Linked DNA regions of Mus musculus: region 2 is linked to region 1. Evidence: chromatin loops called from intact Hi-C (ENCODE). Cell type or tissue: left cerebral cortex. All regions are shown on one strand.

Region 1 (5,000 bases):
CGCAGACTTCAGACCAGTGTACTGTGGATAAGGAATACTTGTTTCTTTCTGTCAGTTGCATGCAGAGGGATATGATAGGACTTTCAGTATTATCACTTGGAATACCCGTGGTTTAGAGGATTTTTTTCTTTAAAATTTATTTTCTTTTAAAAATAAACAGAATACCACACCTCTAAACAGTACTTCACTTTCTAAACTTCATAAACTTCTTTTTCTTTAGGTTTCTTTTTCTACTCTTATGCAAGCACACATGTTCACTTAATTTATTTATGACTATGAAAAAAATATCTTAGGAACGAATCAAGGAAATAAAACAGCTGGGACAGATGTGGTGGTGCACACCTTTAATTCCAGCACTCAGGAAATAGAGGCAGTGGGGTCTCTGTGAGTTTAAAGACAGCCTGATATATCTAGTGATTTCCAGGCTAGGCAAGGCCACTCAGTCAAACCTTGCCTCAAAAAACAAAAACAAAACCACCCCCCCCCCCAAACAAACAAACACACAAACAAAAAGTCCAAAACCCAAAACCAGAACAGAAAGGTTTTCTTACTCGGTTTACTTTTAAAATTTAGGCTATCAGTTAGACTATAAAAATCATACTATTTAATCTTCAAAACTGTTTGTATTTAAGATTCTTGAAAATTTTGGATCCTGGTCAGAAGGAACTCCAGGAAAACATCTGGGACCTAGAATAGTCCCAGTGAGTTGTAGATGCTGAATAACCATTTAATGAAGGCAATCTTGGGAAAGCTTATTTTAATCTTTAAATAAAAACTAAAATCAACTCTAAGAATGAAGGAGACTAAAAGAACTCATATGCTCAAAAGATTGCTCAACTAGTTAAAAACTTGTGTGTGCATTTTATTCTGTTTTAATTCCTAGGTTCGGTTCTTTCTAAGTATCCCTTTGACTTGTTTATATCAAACTGTTAACAAGATCTGCCAAAGATACAGCATAGTAAAAATATCATTAAAACTAGATCTCGCTTTCATTGTCTCTAGAAATCACCCACCATAGAGTAGTCATATACAGCGGGAAATACATAAAACAAAGGATGTGTGTGCGTGTGCGTGTGCGCGCGCGCGCGCGCGCGTGTGTGTGTGTGTGTGTGTGTATTATAAATCTTGGCTATATTGAACCAAGAGGTCTATTTCTAAGGCAGACTGTCGATTGTCATTTTCCCACAAGGTGTGTAATTTCAGCACACCTTGTGTACCCATACAGGTGATTGCCCTCTGACTTTCAAGTGCACATTCGGCTACTTTAGCATAAGGTTTATCTTTGTTTCTGCCTGTTGTATTGATTTTTTTTCTTACTTTCTGAATTTGCTTGCTAACGAGGCAGTCACAATCTCAAAGCATTCTAGTCTTGATAAACTTATCTCGCACTATTTTGGCCTATGTGATGGCTAACCCATTGACAAAAGAAATCTAAGCTGATAAAAGCCTTTCTCGGCCACTTGTTAGCAGGCCGGGCTGTAAAATCATAACACAATGCTCGCCTCTTTCATGGGGCACCACAAGGCAGCGATCAAACCCATCCCTCCTCACTTCCATATCCAGTGGAGTTGTAGTTTATTACCATAACCCTCCCAAGTCAAAAGGACACCAGTTTCAAGCCTGGCAACTTGGTATAGAGAGGGCTTCCTTCCTGACCCCTACTCTGCTGGGCCTCACTACCTGTCTTCGCCCACTGTCTACAGGTCCCGAACATTAGAAAATAGAAAATGTGATGATCTTTGTGTGTCTCTGTGAAATGTGTGTATGTGTGCGTGTGTTTGGGTGTAACGCGCCTCCTGTTTGGCTGCGCCGCCCGTCCGTCACGGCGCGGGCCAATGGCAGGCTGCCTTATATAAAATGAGTGTTTTCAGTCTCTCCGGGTTGCATGTACTGTATGTGGAGCAGTGTACAGTGGAGCGGAGGCAGCGCGGCTCCGCAAGCTCCTCTCCACTTTCCCATAGAGAGCCCCTGACTGGCCGCTGAGGGCGAGCCACACACACGCCCTCGCGCCGCGGCGAGCCCGCGAGGTAGGCGCCCGCCATCCGCAGCCTTCGCAGGCGCTCTCCCGCACTTTCTGTTTTCCTACTCACTTGCGAGCCGCCGGGGCTGCAGCCCGAGGACTCCGCGGCAGGAGCGGCGGCAGCGGCGGCGGCAGCCGGTAGGGTGGACTTGAGGAAGGCGAGGGGAACCCGCGCGTCCGGAGCCCGAGCCGCCACCGGCCGGCGCCTCGCGGGCCACTTTCCCCTCAGCCAAAACTTTGGGTGGCGAGAGGTCGGGCCGAGGGTCGCGGCGGCCGCGCCGGCGGGCCCGGGCCGGGGGGCGCGCGGCGCTGCCCGGCGAGCGCGAGCTGGGGGCCGGGCTGGGGAGGAGTAGGCCAGCCGGTGCCAGGCTGCGTTTGCAGGCAGCACCTCTCGGCGCCCGGGCAGCGCCGCCCGAGGGGGCACGGAGCCGGGGCGCGGGGTTGAGCCGCCCGAGGAAAACAACAACGGAGCGGTCCCCTCACGCCGGCGGGCGGCTCGTGGCCGCCCCGGGAGCCCCAAACTTCAAGGAGGCGAAAGTACGTGGAGGAGCCCCGGGCAGGGCTCGGCTGCCGGGGGAGGTGGGGCCTGAGGAGCCCGGGGCAGGGGTGGAAGGTACGGGAAGGCTGCCCTCGGTGGGTCGGGGCTACATTTGGTGTGTGTGCGACGGTGACCGGGACCGGCAGCCCGGTTGCTCGTTCATCTGCAGAGTTAGGATTTGGGTGTTCCGGCCCCGAGATCGGTGTCCCCCTCACCCCCCACCCCCAGCCAAATGCGCGGCGAGTGGAGAAAGTGCTGTTCCAGTGCCAGAGTAGCCTGGAGGAAGAACAGGGGAGAGGGGAAGAAGGCGAAGAAGGCGAGAGAGGGAGAGGAGGGGAGGGGAGGGAAAGGGGAGAGGGAGGGGAAGAGAGAGAGAGAGAGAGAGAGAGAGAGAGAGAGAGAGAGAGAGAGAGAGAGAGAGAGAGAGAGAGAAACGGGAGGGAAGAGAGGAGGGGGGAGAGGACGAGGGAGGCTGTGTCAGGATTTTGCTTGAATGTGGGATTATGTTGTGTCAATAAGTTTAAGGTGGAGAGAGCGAGGCTGGGGGTGGTGGCGGTGGAGGGGAGGAGGAAGGCCTTGGCTGGTTAAAGACTCATTCTGAAGGTAAGTTATGGCATTGCACGGTCGCGATGACAGAAAACTTGCAGATCCTTTATCCGGGGATGGGGTCGATGCCTCTAGAAAGAGCTCCCCAACCCTCGGAAGCCACGCTCGTGTTACACTGTTATTTTCTGCGATCCGGGTCGCTAGTAAATTACAGAAATCAGACTGGAGGCTTCTTTCCCTCCTCCACCTCGAATCGCTCGCTCACCCTCAGAAATGTATTATTATTATTATTATTTTAAAATTTATTTTGGGGAGATCGCATGAAACTTAACGTAACTGAGACCGAACCGGATTCTTGTAATTTACAAGGACCCCGAATCCAGGAATCTGGAACACGTTTATGTGTGAAATACCCGCGATCATTTCTGCTAAATGAGGAAGGTAAAACGAAACGATGCAAAAAGCTAAGACACAACATGTACGACAGAGGAGGGGGGGGGGAGAGGGAGAGACACAGAGACAAGCTATTTTTTGCTTTCCTTTCTACAGAAAGGAAAATAAAGCGTGCATTCCCCTTCCTTCCCAGTGTGTAGGGTCTAGTCAATATTTTAACTGTCTGAGGACAAATTAGCCCAGGTGGATCTTGTTGAAAAGTTTCTCGAGGTGGGGTGGAGGTGGGGGGGGGAGGTAGCTGGAGGGGGAGGTGGGTGGAGGTGGTGGGGGATGGGGACCGAGCTAGCTCTGCCTCGGCTAATGGTCATTGGCCTGGGGCTTTGAAACCATTGCCTGTCCTGCTAATGACACGTCCAGTTCTCGTCTACCGGCCGTGGACGCCGGGCTGCTGTTCCTGGGGCTGGCTGGCGGGGACTGGGGTACTTTCCCTGCACGAGGAGGGGCGCTCTCGGCCATCCCTTGGGGCTGCCCACTCGCGGCGTGGGTTCCCCACGCGCGTCCTCTCCCCTGCGCGCCGCCGCCACCTCTGCTCGCGCGACTTTTGTAGCCAGTCTACGGCCAGGGGGCGCGGGGGTCCCCGCAGCGGACATCTCCGGGCGGCCACCCGGCACCCGGCCCCACGCGCGCCACGCCGCGCGGTCCAAGGCTGGAATGGCAGCGCGGGGCCGGGCGGCGGCGGTGCCTCCCTGGGGGGCGGCAGAGGCAGCGGCGGCGGGATCTTCGCCGGGGCCCGCGGGAGGAGGAGGAGGAGGAGGAACGGGAGGAGGAGGAACGGGAGAAGGAGGAGGGGAAGGAGGAGGAAGAGGAGGCGAAGGAGGCGTTTTTTCCCCCCAGACCGCCGCCAGTTCGAGCGGGCACGGGCACAGGGACACCCCACTCGTTGCTCCTACGTTCTGGAAAGGTGTTTAGAAGACTTTTACGCCCGGAGTGTAGGGTTTGCACTTCATTTTTTTCCTTCCCCCTCTTCCCCAAAGCAAGATGGACTCTATTGCCTTTCTCTTTCTCCCTCTACCTCTGCCTCTGTCTTGTCAGCCTTAAAGATCGACATTTTGTACTAAGATGCAAAGTTGATGGTGACCAGCAACAAAGCCTGGGTGGGCTCCCGGGATCCCTCCCTCTCTCCTTCTCCCTCGGCGTTTCCTAGCCTCCCCCACCCCGACCTCGCCGACCTGGTGGCCTGAGCTTGCTGTCGTGGGCTGTGGAGAATTTGTTTCCCCAGGTCGACTCCGATCTCCGTCTCAGAATTGTGACCCAGCCAGGCTGTTGGGAGCTGGCTGTGGCCGCCCAGGTCTGCAGCGCTGAGGGCTGCGATACCTGGACCCGCTGCTACGGTTGCTCCTCCAGGCTGCCTGGCTCTTGGGCAGAGGGAGGCACGGAGTGCCTATCGATCTTTACCGATTTGGTTACCGGTGTATTTGCCCAGGGGGTGGTGATCACTTGTGC
Region 2 (5,000 bases), 51 kb after region 1:
GTTAGCTTGTAATTTTGTGATTTTGCTCACACAAATGTTGAATGACTTTTTTTTTTTAAAGTGTATTCAAGAGTAAAATACTGCCTGTATCTCAGAGTAATTTCCTTTCAAAAATAATTTATTTAAATTATGCTTGTGTGTGGGGTGGAGTAGGGTTGGGGGAGGGCTGGGGGGGACGATGTCAGGGTATGTGCAGGTGAGTGCAGGTGCCCATGGGAGCCAGAGAGAACCCTGGATCATCTGGAGTTGGAGTTAAAGGTTGTTATGAGCCTCCTCACAAGGGTGCCGGGGACTGAACTCTGGTCTCTATAAGAATAGTATGTGCTGTTAATCATGGAGCCATCTTTCTAGCCTCCACTTCTAACTAGAGGATAGAGTGTCTGAAATTACTCAACGGTTGTTAATTCTGGCTTAGGGATTCACCAAGTCTTTGTCCTTGGGACAACTCGTGAGTTTTAGTTTTCTTTTGAAGTCTTTGTGTGGTCTAAGTTATGTATATGTAGCTTGTTTTCTGTTGTACATATAGAAAATCCTTAATTTTAAAATGATTTATAGAATTGTTAACAGGGAAGGTTTTTTAAAAAATTTATTGTTTATTTTATGTTCAGTAGTACTTGTCTGCATGTCTATCTGTGTGCAGGTGTCAGAAACTAGAGTTACAGACAGTTGTGAACCACCATGTGGTTGCTGGGAATTGAACTCGGGACCTCTGGAAGAGCACCCAATGCTCTTAACCACTGAGCCACCTCTCCAGCCCAAACAGGGAATGTTAATTGAACAAAATTAGACACTGAGTAAATCTGTGATTCAAATTTACTGGGTTTTAGTAGTTTTAAGGTATAACTTGCTATTCAGAGGATTGATCAGTCAATTGATTTATTGATCTATCTGTGAAGTTACCCATTTTATTTTGGTTTTCGTTTGTTTGTTTTTGTCTTAGCATTAGGGTCCTAAGTCTGTAGTTTAGAAGACGACCAAAACTTAACTTGTTACTTTTTTCCCCTAAAATTCCTTAAAGACATTAATTGGTCTGTTCTTATAATGCTGTTGATTAAACTCAGGTCCTTGTGCCTGCTAGGTGTGGAGTCATAGACTCACATTCTCAGCCTGAAGAGACTTATTTTTACAACATCTCTGAAAAACATATATTTGTTTCTTGTAAGCCTTATTAATTAAACACCAGGATGGAACCTTAAGGCCCTAGCCTGTGGTAAAGGTGAGACAGATGGACTCTAGTGTAGTGTTGGTTTGGATGTGGAGCCCAGTGGACTCAGCTAGCTAGAGGGAAGCCTGCATTTGGTCCATGTATTTGTCAGAAAAATGAAAGAAGGAAGGGTTGGAGAGGAAAATTGTTCTGCTATCTTCCTAGAAGGCACTGAAGGCTTACTAGTCTTTGGGGACATTACTCAAATTGTCTAAACATCAGGGTCATCACCTGTAAAGTGGGAAGATTATAGTACCTGCCCTGTTGGCTGCTAGTGCATAGGAATAGTGTGACAAGGAGTACTAAGAGATGTGCAGATCGCTTTGCTACTTCTTGGCACAACCATGTTTTCTAAGTAATTGATAATACGATGTAGTCGTTGTTTTGATGTAGTAATGATGGATGAAAATCAATGCTTGAAGTGCATTGGAAGCAAAGGGAGTAGAACGCAGGAAAGGACTCGATAAAGGCTTAACAGCTGGCCCTGGGAGCCGTGAGGAGGCACCGGGGAAACGGGTCATGCCCTCCCTTGTCCCAAGGAAGTAAGGCTTTCAGAGTGGCTTACACAAATCCCACACTTCTGGGTTGTTTGTTTTTGTTTGTTTTTATTCAGCGTATTTGTTTTGATGAACAATGAACGTGTGCTATTTTAAACTCTTTTGGTATTAAAGTGTGCGTCTTTGGTTCTGACTGAATAAGCTCGTTATCAGTACTTTTTTGTGTGGCTCGTTAGTGTGCTGTCTGAGCAGTTACGCTGCTGCTCTGTTGTATAGAGTCACTCTTTAAGACAAACAATATCTGGAAGCGTGGCCAGGTACCTTCACTGAGCTGGAAGAGGGAGACATGGGGGGAGCAGTCAGGAAGCATGTAGGTGGGAAGGGTTTCCTGTTTCCAGGCAACAGCAAGGCGCTACAGACGGAGAGCAACTTGAATATAAATTCATTCAGGAGAGGGCATTTTACCACCCTGCCTCCTATTAGGGACATAGACTGTGGGAAAGAGGGTGGGGTTTAAACTTGATTTGTCAGTAGTTATCTAAAGCCATTTCTCATGAGCTTTTGTGTGTTTTACTGAAAATATGGTGGGCCAGTGACTAGGTTAGAATTCTACGGTATTTTCAAAGCAGCAGCATCTACATTTGCCTTTTACCCCCCCTCTGGAAGCACGGGGTTTCTGTGGCTTCATTTTCCTGCCAGTCTGCTTGAGAGCCTGAGATGCTCTTGGGCCCTACGCAGTCTCTTTCTCTAACTCCATCTGCAGGAAGGAGGGGGAAGCGCAGCGCACTGGCGCCAGTGGAGGTGCCACCTGACTCTGAGGAGCCAGCAGAGGTTCGCAGGAGCCAGAGAGCCCTCGCTGCCCTGCTCGTGCCATTTCCCCTCCTTATGAAAGGAAAGACAGTGGTGGCAGAGGCTATTTGCACTCTAGCTAGAATGGTTCATTTTGAGATTTTGGAAGTAGGTGGTTATTTAAAATTTGAGGCCCCTCCTCAGTGATTTTATATCTGGGGGTGTAATCTGTGGCCATTATGGACCCTTGTTCTTTACTCCAGCCTCCTTGTTAGGGAGAGAAGAGCTCTCTCTGTGTGCTTGCAGAGCGCAGGGCCTCTTTCAGATTGCATTTTCTCTGGAGTTGTTAGTGTGAGTGGCTTTCCTCCTAAAACCTGCTTTCCATTGTTTATCTTACTTCTTGGGATTAAGTATTTTTCAGAATGGAAGTCAGATGAGTGGTCTTGTCAAGGCAGATCATGCACAGATCGTTCTTTGGTTAGACATGGAGAGGAGAGCAGAGCAGGTGCTGCCTACGGTCTTGGAGCCGTGTGTGTTTATCACTCCATTAGGAGCCTGCCATAGTCACTTGTCCTGTGATATTTGGCTACCTTAAAAAGACTTCCCACTTAAAGGGCTACAGAGACTGTGCTGCGGCTTAAGCAAACACACAAGGTCCAGGCTTTATGTAGGATCCCCTGTCGCCATGCGTGTCCAGGGATGAATCACTTCTTGAAGGGTCTAATCTGTCTCCTTATTGTCCTCTCAGGAAAGGGTCACATTATTTAAGTGTAACTTCTGAAAGCCTGGCAGGCCTTTTCAAGGAAATGTTGATGGATGCTCTGTAGTCCCTCCCATCCCAACGGACTTCTTTATGTTTCTTTCTACTTAGACACTTAACCTATGTTTAGGGCGCCTCTTTTATTACCAGAAAGAAAAAGTTAAAAGAGTAATCCTTACTATTGATACGGCTTGTTCTCCAGTTTGATCCCTGGTTCTTTAATCAGACATGAAGTTTCCTCTTCTAGTCCCTGGCCACATTCAGTTGTTTGTATATAAGAACAGTAACAAAATCCTATTCTTAGTGAATTAAAAATCCTTATTCGTATTTTCCGTAGGCCTTTAAACTGTTTTAGGATTCTGAGTTAGCAATCTCTGGAATATCTTTGTTGATTATGTCATTGTTTATGGTGGTGGATTCCCCATAACTGGATTGTATTTGAGAAGTTTATTTCTAAACACAACAGATATTAAGAAAAATATTTTTAAGTAAAATTGGTTGCTTAAGTTGTTTTGTAGACAGTTTAGATAATTTTAATTATCAGTTTTATATATTTTATGTATAGAAAATCATAAAAAGATTATCATTATAAATTGGAGACCCATGCTTATTTTTATTTATTTACCTATCTATATGTATTCTTTTTTTGCTTGTTGTTGTCCTGATTTTAAAGAAGTGACTCTGTTACAGTATTTTGAATAAAAGGAGGCTCTTAAGTGCATTGGATTTTTCTCAGTTAATTTTTGAGACAATTATTTTCACTGTCTCCTTTCAGCATTGCTCTGATTGGTAATTCTTTTGGATGTACAGCATCGCTTTTTTATCATATTCCCAGATTCATGCAATAAAATGTACTTAGAATTTGTTTTATTGTAATGTAGATAGTAGCAAGATTTCCTATTACATTAGTAAAACATTAGTTTTTGATGTCAATTATATTAAATGTGAATTCTTAAATTTATCAAAACTATATCTGATATGTAGGTGTGTTATCAGGAAAATGTATCCCAAGGTTAAAAAATGTTAGGGAGTATTTAAAGTAAGAGGAAATGTCATGGTTTTAGTCTTCTATCATTATGCAAATAAATGTTCAAGTTTGGAAAACCTAAATTCAAGGTTCTGAATTTTCAAACAAGGTAATGGCTTTGTTTTAAATATCTTCAATTATATTATCATTTATTGAGCTTTGTATAATAGTTATTTTTATACAAACACTGTTGCTGTTGTATGCTTTTGGTAGCTTGGAGTAGATAAAAGGGAAATTCAATATCATATCACCCCTGCCTCCACCCCTGCCCACACCTTGCCCTCATCCCCCACTCCAGTCCTCCCAGGAAAGGAATGGCCCTTCTTGAGTTTGTTTGCTTATTTGTTTTTAGACACTCTATAGTCCTGGCTGGCCTTGAATTACAGAGGCCGTTCTGCCTCTGCCTCCCCAGTACTGGGATAAAGGTGAGGAAATTTGTAAATAGGCAAGGTTGGCCTTGAAATTTTGACAGTCTCCAGGACTCTTGAGTGCCACCATACCTGTCTCTTATGATTCTTAGAATGTCTCTATTGGTGATCCTTCATTTGTACCTGGCTCTTAGTCAATCTGAATTGAAAATCTCATATTTTCTTCGTCCTTCTGTTTTCAAATGCTAACAATGTTTTAAATATGCTGAATAGATAGTAACTATGGTCTTAAGCAGAGAATATTTTTAAAAGTAGCTTTGTAAATCGAATTGTATGCCATATTATAACTAGTGGT

The links. A loop is a pair of places that touch in the nucleus more often than their neighbours do. Peaks named below come from ENCODE experiments on the same cell type or tissue, not always from the same donor. Only the 100,000 strongest peaks of a DNase experiment are listed, where the experiment ranks them.
Region 2: it touches region 1 in a loop (4-fold over the local background); 9 of 42 quality-filtered maps call a loop at or near these places.

Annotation. Positions count from the first base shown.
Region 1 is chr16:50,429,269-50,434,268 of GRCm38, reverse strand. Bbx (bobby sox HMG box containing) reads left to right here and starts at 1,880. Exons shown (of 17, transcript NM_027444.3): 1 at 1,880-2,027. In left cerebral cortex, CTCF peaks have their summits at 2,117 and 4,167; DNase peaks (open chromatin) are centred at 3,544, 4,034, 4,355, 4,729 and 4 more places; H3K4me3 peaks cover 3,609 bases; H3K27ac peaks cover 1,712 bases.
Region 2 is chr16:50,378,618-50,383,617 of GRCm38, reverse strand. All of the region lies in intron 2 of Bbx (bobby sox HMG box containing), which reads left to right. Among named protein-coding and RNA genes, the nearest start is that of Bbx, 51 kb to the left of the region's middle. In left cerebral cortex, a CTCF peak has its summit at 2,474; DNase peaks (open chromatin) are centred at 1,588, 2,127 and 2,452; H3K4me3 peaks cover 1,166 bases; H3K27ac peaks cover 634 bases.